2 separate regions of the Homo sapiens genome follow, and region 1 is linked to region 2. A link is an interaction called in ENCODE POLR2A ChIA-PET data of the cell type or tissue named here. Cell type or tissue: K562. All regions are shown on one strand. Links, peaks and the distances in the headings refer to the core of each region. The heading gives the core; the rest is flanking DNA. Region 1 overlaps SLC17A7 (solute carrier family 17 member 7). Region 2 holds the start of RPL13A (ribosomal protein L13a).

Evidence for each region. Peaks named below come from ENCODE experiments on the same cell type or tissue, not always from the same donor. Only the 100,000 strongest peaks of a DNase experiment are listed, where the experiment ranks them.
Region 1: POLR2A ChIA-PET joins it to region 2 with 6 read pairs; 11 of 35 experiments call an interaction of 5 or more read pairs at or near these places.

Annotation. Positions count from the first base shown.
Region 1 is chr19:49,433,926-49,439,292 of GRCh38, forward strand. It overlaps SLC17A7 (solute carrier family 17 member 7), which reads right to left. Exons shown (of 12, transcript NM_020309.4): 2 at 2,624-2,876; 3 at 1,243-1,361; 4 at 843-957; 5 at 677-764; 6 at 35-121. Among named protein-coding and RNA genes, the nearest start is that of SLC17A7, 4.9 kb to the right of the region's middle. In K562, for the core only: a CTCF peak has its summit at 2,627; DNase peaks (open chromatin) are centred at 1,436, 2,216 and 2,556; H3K4me3 peaks cover 233 bases; H3K27me3 peaks cover 86 bases.
Region 2 is chr19:49,484,640-49,490,006 of GRCh38, forward strand. FLT3LG (fms related receptor tyrosine kinase 3 ligand) reads left to right here. Exons shown (of 9, transcript NM_001459.4): 9 at 1,376-1,592. RPL13A (ribosomal protein L13a) reads left to right here and starts at 2,969. Exons shown (of 8, transcript NM_012423.4): 1 at 2,969-3,005; 2 at 5,211-5,283. The coding sequence starts at 2,991. It overlaps SNORD32A (small nucleolar RNA, C/D box 32A), which reads left to right and starts at 5,327; the gene lies at 5,327-5,367. RefSeq lists enhancers at 2,357-2,856, 2,917-3,036, 2,945-3,549. In K562, for the core only: a CTCF peak has its summit at 2,553; a DNase peak (open chromatin) is centred at 2,812; H3K4me3 peaks cover 2,508 bases.

The DNA.
Region 1 (5,367 bases), core at 276-5,275, 50 kb before region 2:
GCGCCACCCGGAACCAGGCATCCGGGTCCCTCACCGTAGACGTAGAAAACAGAGCTCCATCCTGAGTACTGCACAAGGACCCCGGCGAGGGGCATCGCGACCACCGCCCCAGCATAGGAACCTAAGGGGGAGGATGCGGGGGAGAGAACAGGCCCATCTTCCCTCAGATCAAGGAGTGCGGACCCCCACCGCTTCCCCCTTTCCAGACACTGAATTACAGGCCACAGCCCCTCCTCCCTTAGACCCAGGAATCCAGGCCTAGCCCCTCCTCGCTCGGACCCAGGAATCCAGGCCCCCAGCTCCTCCTCCCCCAGACCCAGGAGTCCAGGCCCCCAGCTCCTCCTCCCTCAGACCCAGGAGTCCAGGCCCAACCCCTCCTCTCTCAGACACAGGAGTGCAGGCCCCCAGCTCCTCCTCTCAGACCCAGGAGTGCGGGCCTCCAGTCCCTCCTCCCTCAGACCCAAGAGTCCAGGCCCCCAGCCCCTCCTCTCTCAGACCCAGGAGTCCAGCCCCAGCCCCTCTTCCCTCAGACCTGGGAGTCCAGGTCCAGAGTCTCCTCCTCCTCCCTCAGACACAGGAGTTCAGCCCCCCCAGCCCCTCCCCGCTCAGACCCAACAGTCCAGGCCCCAACCCCTCCTCCCTCAGATTCAGGAGTGAGGATCCCTCTTCCTCTCACCACAAAAGGCTGTCGTCGCCAGGCGACTCCGTTCTAAGGGTGGGGCCCATTTGCTCCAGATCCCATGGCAGGCGGGGTATGTGACCCCCTAAAGAGGAGAAAACCAAGGTCACTGAGAAGAGGCAGGGTCCGAGCGAGGGCAGGGTCATATCAGGCGGGGATTTACCTCTACCAACCCCTGCAGGATCCTCACGAAGATGACACAGCCATAGTGGACGCGGGCAGCTGAGGGGATCAGCATGTTTAGAGTGGATGTTGCCACAATAGCAAAGCCGAAAACTCTGATGGGAAGGGTCAGAGAAAAGAATCCAAGCTATCCAGCCATGCCCGGGATTCTGCCTTTCCCGCCCACAGCAAGCTAGGCCCAGTGGTCCCCGGGACCCCAGGTCCCACCACCTCTCTGACTTACACCTTCCTCAATCGCAAGCCCCACCTTTCTCTAAGACCCACCCCCAAATCCAGGCTTCTCCCATTTACCAGAGCCAGCCCGCAAATTCAAGACCACGCCCTCTAACTCCACCCACACAACTGTAGTTACCGCCCACTTTGAGACCCCACCACTGTACCTGTTGGCTGCAAATTTTTGACAGATAAATCCTCCTGGAATCTGAGTGACAATGTAGCCCCAGAAAAAGGAGCCGTGTATGAGGCCGACAGTCTCTGGATCCCAGCTGAACTGGGCTTTCTGCGGGCCAAAATGTACATTAAATCAGCCGCCCTGTCCAGGCTCTGCCGCTCCACCAATCAGCACCCACAGACTTAGCGTCTCGACCTATCAGCAACGAGGAACCCCTCCCACCTCCAAAAGCCTGCCAATCAAAGCTCACACTATCTTTCTGTCAATTAAAGTCTACAAACTCCGCTCTTCCACGTTGCTAGGGCCTATGCTGCCTTAACAACAGAGTCCATCACCACCTAGACGCCTTGCTTTGCCTGCTTCCTTGCCTCCATGAAAGCCTAGGGGCCCATGTATGATGATGACTCTCTCCACTTATATCCAGCTTATGAGCGTTTGCGGAGTGACCTGCACAGGGTCCAGGCGGGGACACGAAGCAGCCAAGGGGGCGGACCAGATTGGAAGGGAGCAAGGGGAGGAACTTCAGGTAGGACAAAGGCACAAATCAGGACTCTTTTCTGATGCAGGGGCAAGGCCTATGCTGAAATTAAAATAGGAGAAAGGACAGGGCACGGTGGCTCACGCCTGTACTCCCAGGACTGGGAGGCCAAGGCAGGAGGATCGCTTGAGCCCAGGAGTCCGAGACCAGCCTGGGCAACATAGTGAGACCTTGTCTCTACAAAGATAAAAATAAAAATGTTAGCTGGGTATGCCGGCGCACGCCTGTAGTCCCAGCTGCTCAGAAGGCTGAGGCAGGAGAGTCACTTGAGCCCAGGAGTTCGAGGCTGCAGTGATGGTGCCACTGCACTCCAGCTTGGGCGACAGAGCAATGGCCCCACTGCACCGTAGCCTGGGAGACCCTGTGGGTCTTTAGATAAGGGACACAACACATGCAGTGGGACGTAGGCAGTGGCAGGGTTTCAAAAAAGGATCACATTCAGGGAGGAACCTGAGATGGGACTGAGATTAAATAGATGTGACCCGGGGACATGAGCTTGGGGTACAGGCGTGAGCAAAATTGCTAGTAGGTCCAAAATGGGGCAGGGGCAACCCCTAGGGAACCTGATGTTGGGGCGGACTCTACATTTTTCAATCAAGCCCCTGGAAATAAGGGCGGGACTTCATTTAGATCAGGACGGGGCTTAGGAAACGGAGGCGGCCCCTAAGGCGAGGTCAGAACTAAGGGGCGCACGGATTGGGCGGAGCTATTCCGACAGCGTTTCGGAAGGGGCGTGGCCTGGACGTCTGGTGGGTGAGTGTGACGTCATGGGGGCGTAGGCGGAGCTCGGTGAGCGGGGCGGGGCTCTGCAAGGGCTCAGGCCTTGAGCTACCTGCACCACCACGTGGCCCCCGCGGTGGGTCGTGCTGTTATTGACCATGGAGACGATGGCCACGCCCAGGTTGCAGCGGATGCCAAAGCTGATGCAGAAGCCCAGACCACTCATGATGGCGATAATGTAGCGGCGAGGGAGGCCGAAGCAGGTGCAGTCCACCACCGGCGGGTCCCGGGTCTGCGTGGTCACCGGGCGCCCATCCGCACTCAGCTCCAGCGTCTCCGCGCCTTCCTGCCGCTTCTCCAGAAGGCTGCGGGACAGCAAGAGCCAGAGACTCGGAAGTCCAGGCCCCCAGCCCCCTCACCCCCAAGACCAGGATCCAGGGCAAAACCTGCTTTTCAACATCCAGAATTCTAAGCCCGCACCTCCTCCTTCACCAAGAGTCCAGGTCCCTGGCTCCCTTCGCCCCCCTGATCCAGAAATCCTCCATCTCCCTCAGACCGGGAATTCAGGCCCCCAGCCCCCTCCTTCTTCACATTGACGGTCTTCAGTCCCCCTCTCCCAGCTCTGTCAAATCCTTCAACTCAGGAGACTTAGACCCCAGACAACCCTTTGGGATTCAAGAGCCTGTGCCCCCACTCCGAGGCCCAAAGACTCTCCAGCCGCCTCTCCCGGATAAGAGTCTATTCGAGGAAGCAAAAGGTGCTAAGGAGATGCTTCAGCAAAGGTGTCAAAAGAACAGATGCTTCTCAGCCACGTTTGCTAGGGGGTGGGGAGATGTCCAGGACCCTGGGAATCCAGCAGCCCGTCCCAGGCATCCCTAGGGAACCTTGAGTCCAGGCTGCCAGCCTAGGGGGTAGGGAGGGGGAGTGGCGGGTGGTGTCCTGGCAGGGGACAGATGGCCCTGGTAGGGGGATTGGCTCATTCCCCAGCGTGACTCTCGCCCCCGCCCGTTCTGGATCCAGAATCAAGTCTGTGATGACGAAGAGGGTATTTGGAGGGCTGCCTCAAACCCAGAGAGAGGCTGCAGAGAGAGAGAGGTGCCTTCAGACAGGTGGAGAAAGACCCAAAAAGAGGGTGACAGAGATGGGGGGAGTTGTACAGAGGCCCAGAGAGAGGGGGTCACAGACAGAAGAAGGGAGAGAGATCCAGTGAAAGGGGGACAGAGATCTAGAGAGGAAGAGACAGAGACCCAGAGAGAGGGAGAGAGAATAACAAGGGAGCAGAGACCCAGAGAGAGAAGGGGACAGAGACCCAGAGATACAGGGGGACAGAGACCCAGAGACATAGTGGGACAGAGACCCAGAAAGAGGGGGACAGAGACCCAGAGAGAAAGGGAGACAGAGACCCAGAGAGAGAGGAACAGAGACCCAGATAGAGAGGGGGACAGAGACCCAGAGAGAGGGAGAGAGAATAACAGGGGAGCAGAGACCCAGAGAGAGAGGGGGACAGAGACCCAGAGATACAGCGGGACAGAGACCCAGAGACATAGCGGGCCAGAGACCCAGAAAGAGGGGGACAGAGACCCAGAGAGAAAGGGAGACAGAGACCCAGAGAGAGAGGAACAGAGACCCAGATAGAGAGGGGGACAGAGACCCAGAGATGGAGGGGTCAGAGACACAGAGGATGACAGAGACCCAGAGAGAGGGAGACAGAGACCCAGAGAGAGGGGGAGAGAGACCTAGAAATAGGGGGACAGAGACCCAGAGAGGGAAGAGATGGAAACCTAGAGAAGGAAGCAGACAGAGTCCCAAAGAGAGGCGGGGACAGAAACCCAGGAGATAGAACATAGATGCAGAGAGATGAGAACAGAGATCCAGAATGCAAGAGAAAGATGGAGAGCCTGGGAGACGGAGGATAGACAGGCTGGGGACGTGATTTGTGAGGTGCAGCCCCTCTCTGAGGTGGGTAGGCAGCCAGGGGATCGGGCTGGATCCCAGGAAGGGGCTGGAACAGATGGAGGCGAGGGAGACTGGGACGGGGGAGGAAGGAACAGCCAGACGGTCCAGGGGGAGGGAGGTGGAAGAGCTGTGAGAACACAGCAACCCCTCCCCATCCTAGAACTTAAGGAGGTGGGGAGGGGCAGTTAAGAAACAGGGGTGGGAGAAGCCAGGGAGTGGACAGAACCCAGAAGGAGTAGGAATGAGACCCCAAGAGGAAGAAGACAGAGAGCCAGAGATAGGGGGGATTGAAGCCACTAGGACGAATAGTACAGGATGGCAGTAACTCCCCCCACCCATCAGAACCCATCACCCAAAGAGATTAGACTGACCCAGGTTGACATCGGATGATATTTGACCCTGAAACTCAAGATGTGATTGCAGCCCCTGATGTGAGATTCCTTGTTAATATGAGGAGATGTCAGATCTCTAATCAAGGCTGTCTAAACAGGGGGTCTCAGTATCCCACATCTATAAAATGGGACAAGGGCAAAAATGCAAGAGAATAAAGAGGGAACTTCAAGGTGATATCAATCATTTTAGAGCAAGAGGACCAAGGACACAGAGATGAAGGTGGCCCTGATGCTTTGCAGGGGACAAGGACAGAGAAGGGAGACCCTAGATGTAAATCCCCCTCCCCTCCCTGGATACCCCAAACTCAGGCCTGGGGACTTGGCGATGAGGAAAAACAACACTTAGGAGGCCATTACCCCAAATTGAGATGTCTCAACTTCTCTGTCTCTCCCTCTCTCTCTCTCTGCTTCTCTCAGGATCTCTGTCCACTCCCCCACGTCTTTGTCTCCTTATGTCCCTCTGCTCTCTCTTCTCTTCCCATTGTACAACTAAGGAAACTGAGGCTCG
Region 2 (5,367 bases), core at 53-5,052:
GCACACACCACCACACCTGGCTAATTTTTGTATTTTTAGTAGAGATGGGGTTTCACCATATTGGCCAGGCTGATCTCGAACTCCTGACCTCGTGATCTGCCCGCCTTGACCTCCCAAAGTGATAGGATTACAGCCATGAGCCGCCCTGCCCAACTAATACCTGATATTAATTTTATTGTATCTCACCCAGCATGGTGGCTCACACCTGTAACTCCTTGGCAGATCGCTTGAGCCTAAGAGTTCAAGACCAGCTTGGGCAACATGGTGAAACCCCGTCTCTACTAAAAATATAAAAATGAGCTGGGCATGGTGGCGTGCACCCGTAATCCCAGCTAACTCAGGAGGCTGAGGCAGGAAGAATGGCTTGAACCCGGGAGGCAGAGGCTGCAGTGAGCTGAGATCATGCCACTGCATTCCAGCCTGAAACAGAGCAAGACTGTCTCAAAAGAAGTTTAAGTCCAGCCTCAAACTCCTGGACTCAAGTGATCCTCCTGCCTCAGCCTCCTGAGTAGTGCACCGGCCCCATCTCAAGTGTTCAGTATTCACATGTGGCTTGTTACTCCCGTATTAAAGAGCAAAAATAGAGAACGTTTCTTTTTCTTTTTTTTCTTTTTTTTTTTTTTTTTGAGATGGGAGTTTCGCTCTTGTCGCCCAGGCTGGAGTGCAATGGCACGATCTTGGCTCACCGCAACCTCTGCCTCCCAGGTTCAAGCGATTCTCCTGCCTCAGCCTCCCAAGTAGCTGGGATTACAGACATGCACCACCATGCCTAGCAAATTTTGTTTTTGTTTTTGTTTTTTTCTTTTGAGACAGACTTTTGCTTTTATTGCCAAGGCTGGAGTGCAATGGTGCAATCTCGACTCACTGCAACCTCCGCCTCCCGGGTTCAAGCAATTCTCCTGCCTCAGCTAATTTTGTAGTTTTAGTAGAAACGGTTTCTCCATGTTAGCTAGGCTGGTCTCAAACTCCCAACCTCAGGTGATCCGCCCGCCTCGACCTCCTAAAGTGCTGGAATTACAGGCGTGAGCCACTGTGCCTGGCCCTAATTTTGTATTTTTAGTAGAGATGGGGTTTCTCCCTGTTGGTCAGGCTGGTCTCAAACTCCCAACCTAAGGTGATCCACCAGCCTCAGCCTCCCAAACTGCTGGGATTATAGGCATGAGCCACCGCGCCCGGGGAAATATAGGGAACATTTCTATCATGGCCACGTTCTCTTGGACAGCAATGCCCTAGCACATAGTAAGCGCTTGCTGGGAATGGAGTTGTTTTGGGCATAAATCTGTGGCCCGCCCCAAGCTAAGCTACTTTCCCTCTCCTCTCTCAGCGGAGCCTTAAACAACGCAGTGAGACAGACATCTATCATCCCATTTTACAGGGGAGGATACTGAGGCACACAGAGGGGAGTCACCAGCCAGAGGATGCATAGCCTGGACACAGAGGAAGTTGGCTAGAGGCCGGTCCCTTCCTTGGGCCCCTCTCATTCCCTCCCCAGAATGGAGGCAACGCCAGAATCCAGCACCGGCCCCATTTACCCAACTCTGTACAAAGCCCTTGTCCCCATGAAATTGTATATAAATCATCCTTTTCTACCAGCTCTGGCCAGGTCTGTCTATGGATGGGTGTGAATGGGGTAGTTTTGATTTCAGAATCTTGGTTTTTGAATTGCAATGCAATGTTTCATTCAATACGTGTTTTCTGAGGTCCCCTGGAGCCCCGGGCCGGCGCTGGGCAATGTCAGAGCCTGGATTTGAGTCAGAACCAGCCCAGGTGCCCCAGGTCTCCTTGGCTATGGACGAGAAGACAAGGGATTCAGCGAGCCTGGGTGCAGGATGCCATAGGCTACTATGGAGATAAAACAGAGGCAGTGTGAGGGGCAACTCACCCAGGCAGGGAGAGCAGAGAGGCTTTCCAGAGCCAAATGGCATTGCGATGGTGACAAGCCAGATTTGGAGGGGGTGGGGAGGGCATCCTGGGCAAGGGACCCAGCTGAAGCAAAGGCCGACAGTCCAGAAAGTGAGAAGTTCCTCTGAGGAACGCTCAGTGGATTGGTGCAGCCAGGCAACTAGAAGCCATTCCTTGATCCACTCTTAGAGCCCCTGGGGAAGACCACCTCCATCTGTTTTACAGATGGATAAACTGAGGCCCAGATAAGGCCAAGGGTTTCTCCAGGTCACAGTGAAGTCGACCAGACACAGGAATCCAAATCTCTAAGCCTAGAATGGGCAAGGCTCCGGGGCTCACGCCGGTAATCCCAGCACTTTGGGAGGCCGAAACGGGAGGATCGCTTGAGCCCAGGAGTTCGAGATCAGCCTGGCCAACATGTCAGACTCCCCCCGTTCCCGGGCCACAACAAAATATATATATATATATATATTAGCCAGGCATGGTGGCGCGCCCCTGTAGTCCAAGTTACTCGAGAGGCTGAGGCAGGAGGATCCCTTGAGCCCAGGAAGTGGAGGCTGCGGTGAGCCATGATCGCCCCACAGCACTCTGGTGTGGACAACACAGCGAGACCCTGTCTCACAAAATAAAGTAAGCCCGGACTGAGTGCGGAAAGGCGGGCCTGGCGGGTCTGGTCTCCCCATGCGGGCCACCAGAGGCCCTGCAGCCTTCAGTCGCTTGAAGGGGTAATGGCGCTTCCACTCACAAACATGGCGGACAGAGCGTGTGAACGAGATGAACAGCCCCTCAAAAATATGGCCGCCGAGGCTGGACGGCCGTGCCCCAGCAGCACCGCCTCCGCGCCCCACGTGATCTCTCGCCGGGCACAGCGCTGACCGCGGAGGTCCAACCGGAAGAATGTCCGGATTGGACATTCGGAAGAGGGCCCGCCTTCCCTGGGGAATCTCTGCGCACGCGCAGAACGCTTCGACCAATGAAAACACAGGAAGCCGTCCGCGCAACCGCGTTGCGTCACTTCTGCCGCCCCTGTTTCAAGGGATAAGAAACCCTGCGACAAAACCTCCTCCTTTTCCAAGCGGCTGCCGAAGATGGCGGAGGTGCAGGTATGGGCTCCGCGCGGGCCGGGGCGGCAAGGGGCCGGGTGGGATCCAGGCCGGAATGGGGTCGCACCCTCTCTGTCTTGCATGTTTTGCGGAGCTTAACATCCATAATGAAGCAAAATGGAAGTCTTTTGGGATAAGGGGAATCTGTAGGAAATGCCGCGGCTCTCTTTAGGCCTAGGGTTGGCTACAATGTGGCATTTCCTTCTCGAGGCGAGGGTGATAGAGCTTCCAGCACAGGACAGGTATTTTGCAACTAGATTTTGCTTACCTTGAACTCGGGTAGTGGGTGGGGGCCCTGGGGTAGAGTCTTGGCCGAATTGGACCCTTGTGTGTCCTCAGCGATGAGGAACACGCGGAAGTGTGGCCGGGCGGTCTCGGGGCAATGAGAAACTGAGTTTTGGCCAAAATGGAAGGTATTTTTATCCCGCTCAGTGCGCGGGCTACTTTGATTTCACGTGGAGGTGTTAATCGGGGTCCCCTGCAGCTCCGGTTCTTTTAATTCTCAATGCCTTTCTGCGGGGGGTCGAGAGCTGTTGGCTGCGGGGCACTCTGGAATGAACTCGTTTTCCGTCGTTTTGGGGATTGGCGATTGTCCTGAGGCGTGTTACTGGAAGTCGAGAGCTGTGATGAATGGTTCCACAAGGATGGGACATCTTTTGGGCCTGACACCTGGGGGCCCTTTCCCTGGCTCCTGGTGTAGCTACTTAAGTATAAAGGAGGGATTGGCCCTGGAAAGGTTTCTTTGTGAGTAGTCTGTTGTTGGGGCGGGTGACATTTCAGAGCCAGGCCGATCTAGGCAAGTTGTGTTCACCAAGCATGTGTCTTTGTGCCTAGCACAGTTCGCAATGTTTTGCGTAGTTCAGTTAACCATATTCCTGAGGCAGTTACTGGTATCCTTGTTTTACAGAGGAGGAAATTAAATTGGAATTGGTGATTTTGGGCCAAGGTCACGACTTCAGGAAGTCTGTCTGGATTTTAGAGTCTTTGTACCAACGCTTACAAAGCATGTGTAACAACCAGTGTGTGCTTCATGCTTTTGCATTAAAACAATGAGGATTTCTACTTTTAGTGTTTTTTCTGAGACGGAGTCTCGCTGTGACACCCAGGCTGGAGTGCAATGGTGCGATCTTGGCTCATTGCAACCTCTGCTTCCCAAGTTCAAGTGATTCTCCTGCCTCAGCTTCCCGAGTACCTGGGACTGCAGGTGCCTGCCACGACGCTTGGCTAATTTTTGTGTTTTTAGTAGAGACAGGGTTTCACCATATTGGCCAGGATGGTCTCGAACTCCTGACCTCAACTGATCTGCCCACCTAGGCCTCTCAAAGTGCTGGGATTACAGGCGTGAGCCCCTGTGCCCGGCCAGGATTTCTACTCCGGAGGAAGCTGAGGTTCGGTGCCTGAGCAGTTTACCGGGGAAAGCAGAGTGCTCTATAGCAGAGCTAGCATGGGCTTTTGACTACTCTGCCTAATCTCATCCCACCTGAAATTCGGTTTTCTTCCAAATTAAATTTGTGGTAGAAACATCCTATACATTAGAAGAGAATTAGATTGTGTTAACATCCTACAATTGATTGGCCACAGTGGCTCAAGCCTGTAATCCGAGCATTTTGGAAGGCCGAGGCACACGGTTCACTTGAAGCGAGGAGTACAAGAGCAGCCTAGGCAACATGGCAAAACCCTGACTCAACAAAAAAAAAAGTACAAAAATTAGCTGCGTGTGGTGGTGCGCGCCTGTAGTCCCAGCTACTCATGAGGCTGAGGTGGGAGGATAGCTTGATCCTGGGAGGTCACAGGATCACAGGACAGCCTGTGCAACAGCGAGACCCTGTCTCAAAACCAAATCCTACAGTTTATTAGTTACAAGGTCTTGTAACTGGGTAGTCAGTGGGCAGAGCCTTGCTGGTCTTCGTTCAAATCCAATTGCTTTGCAAAATACAATCTGAGCATAAAATACTCATAGAAGAACTCAGATATGAGGGGAGTTTGGGCCTCTTAAACTGCTCACTCACTGATCCTGAGGCAGCCTTGCTTTCTCAGTCCCTGTTCCTCATCTGTAGAACGGGGCTCCGTGCATAGTTCCCAGCTCTGATGGCTGGGTGCAAGGCACGCTGTTGGCACGGTAGGACAAAAGAAGGGAATGCTTGCTTGTGAGGACAATCAAAGGCTGTCCTTGTCTCTGAGTCCTTTTGCCCTTGTCTCCCACAGGTCCTGGTGCTTGATGGTCGAGGCCATCTCCTGGGCCGCCTGGCGGCCATCGTGGCTAAACAGGTACTGCTGGGTAAGTCGCTGCTCGTGGCCCCTCTGTCATGGGCCCCCGCTGGAGGTCAGTGATGAGCAACATTCACCATCTTTCGTTTGAGTC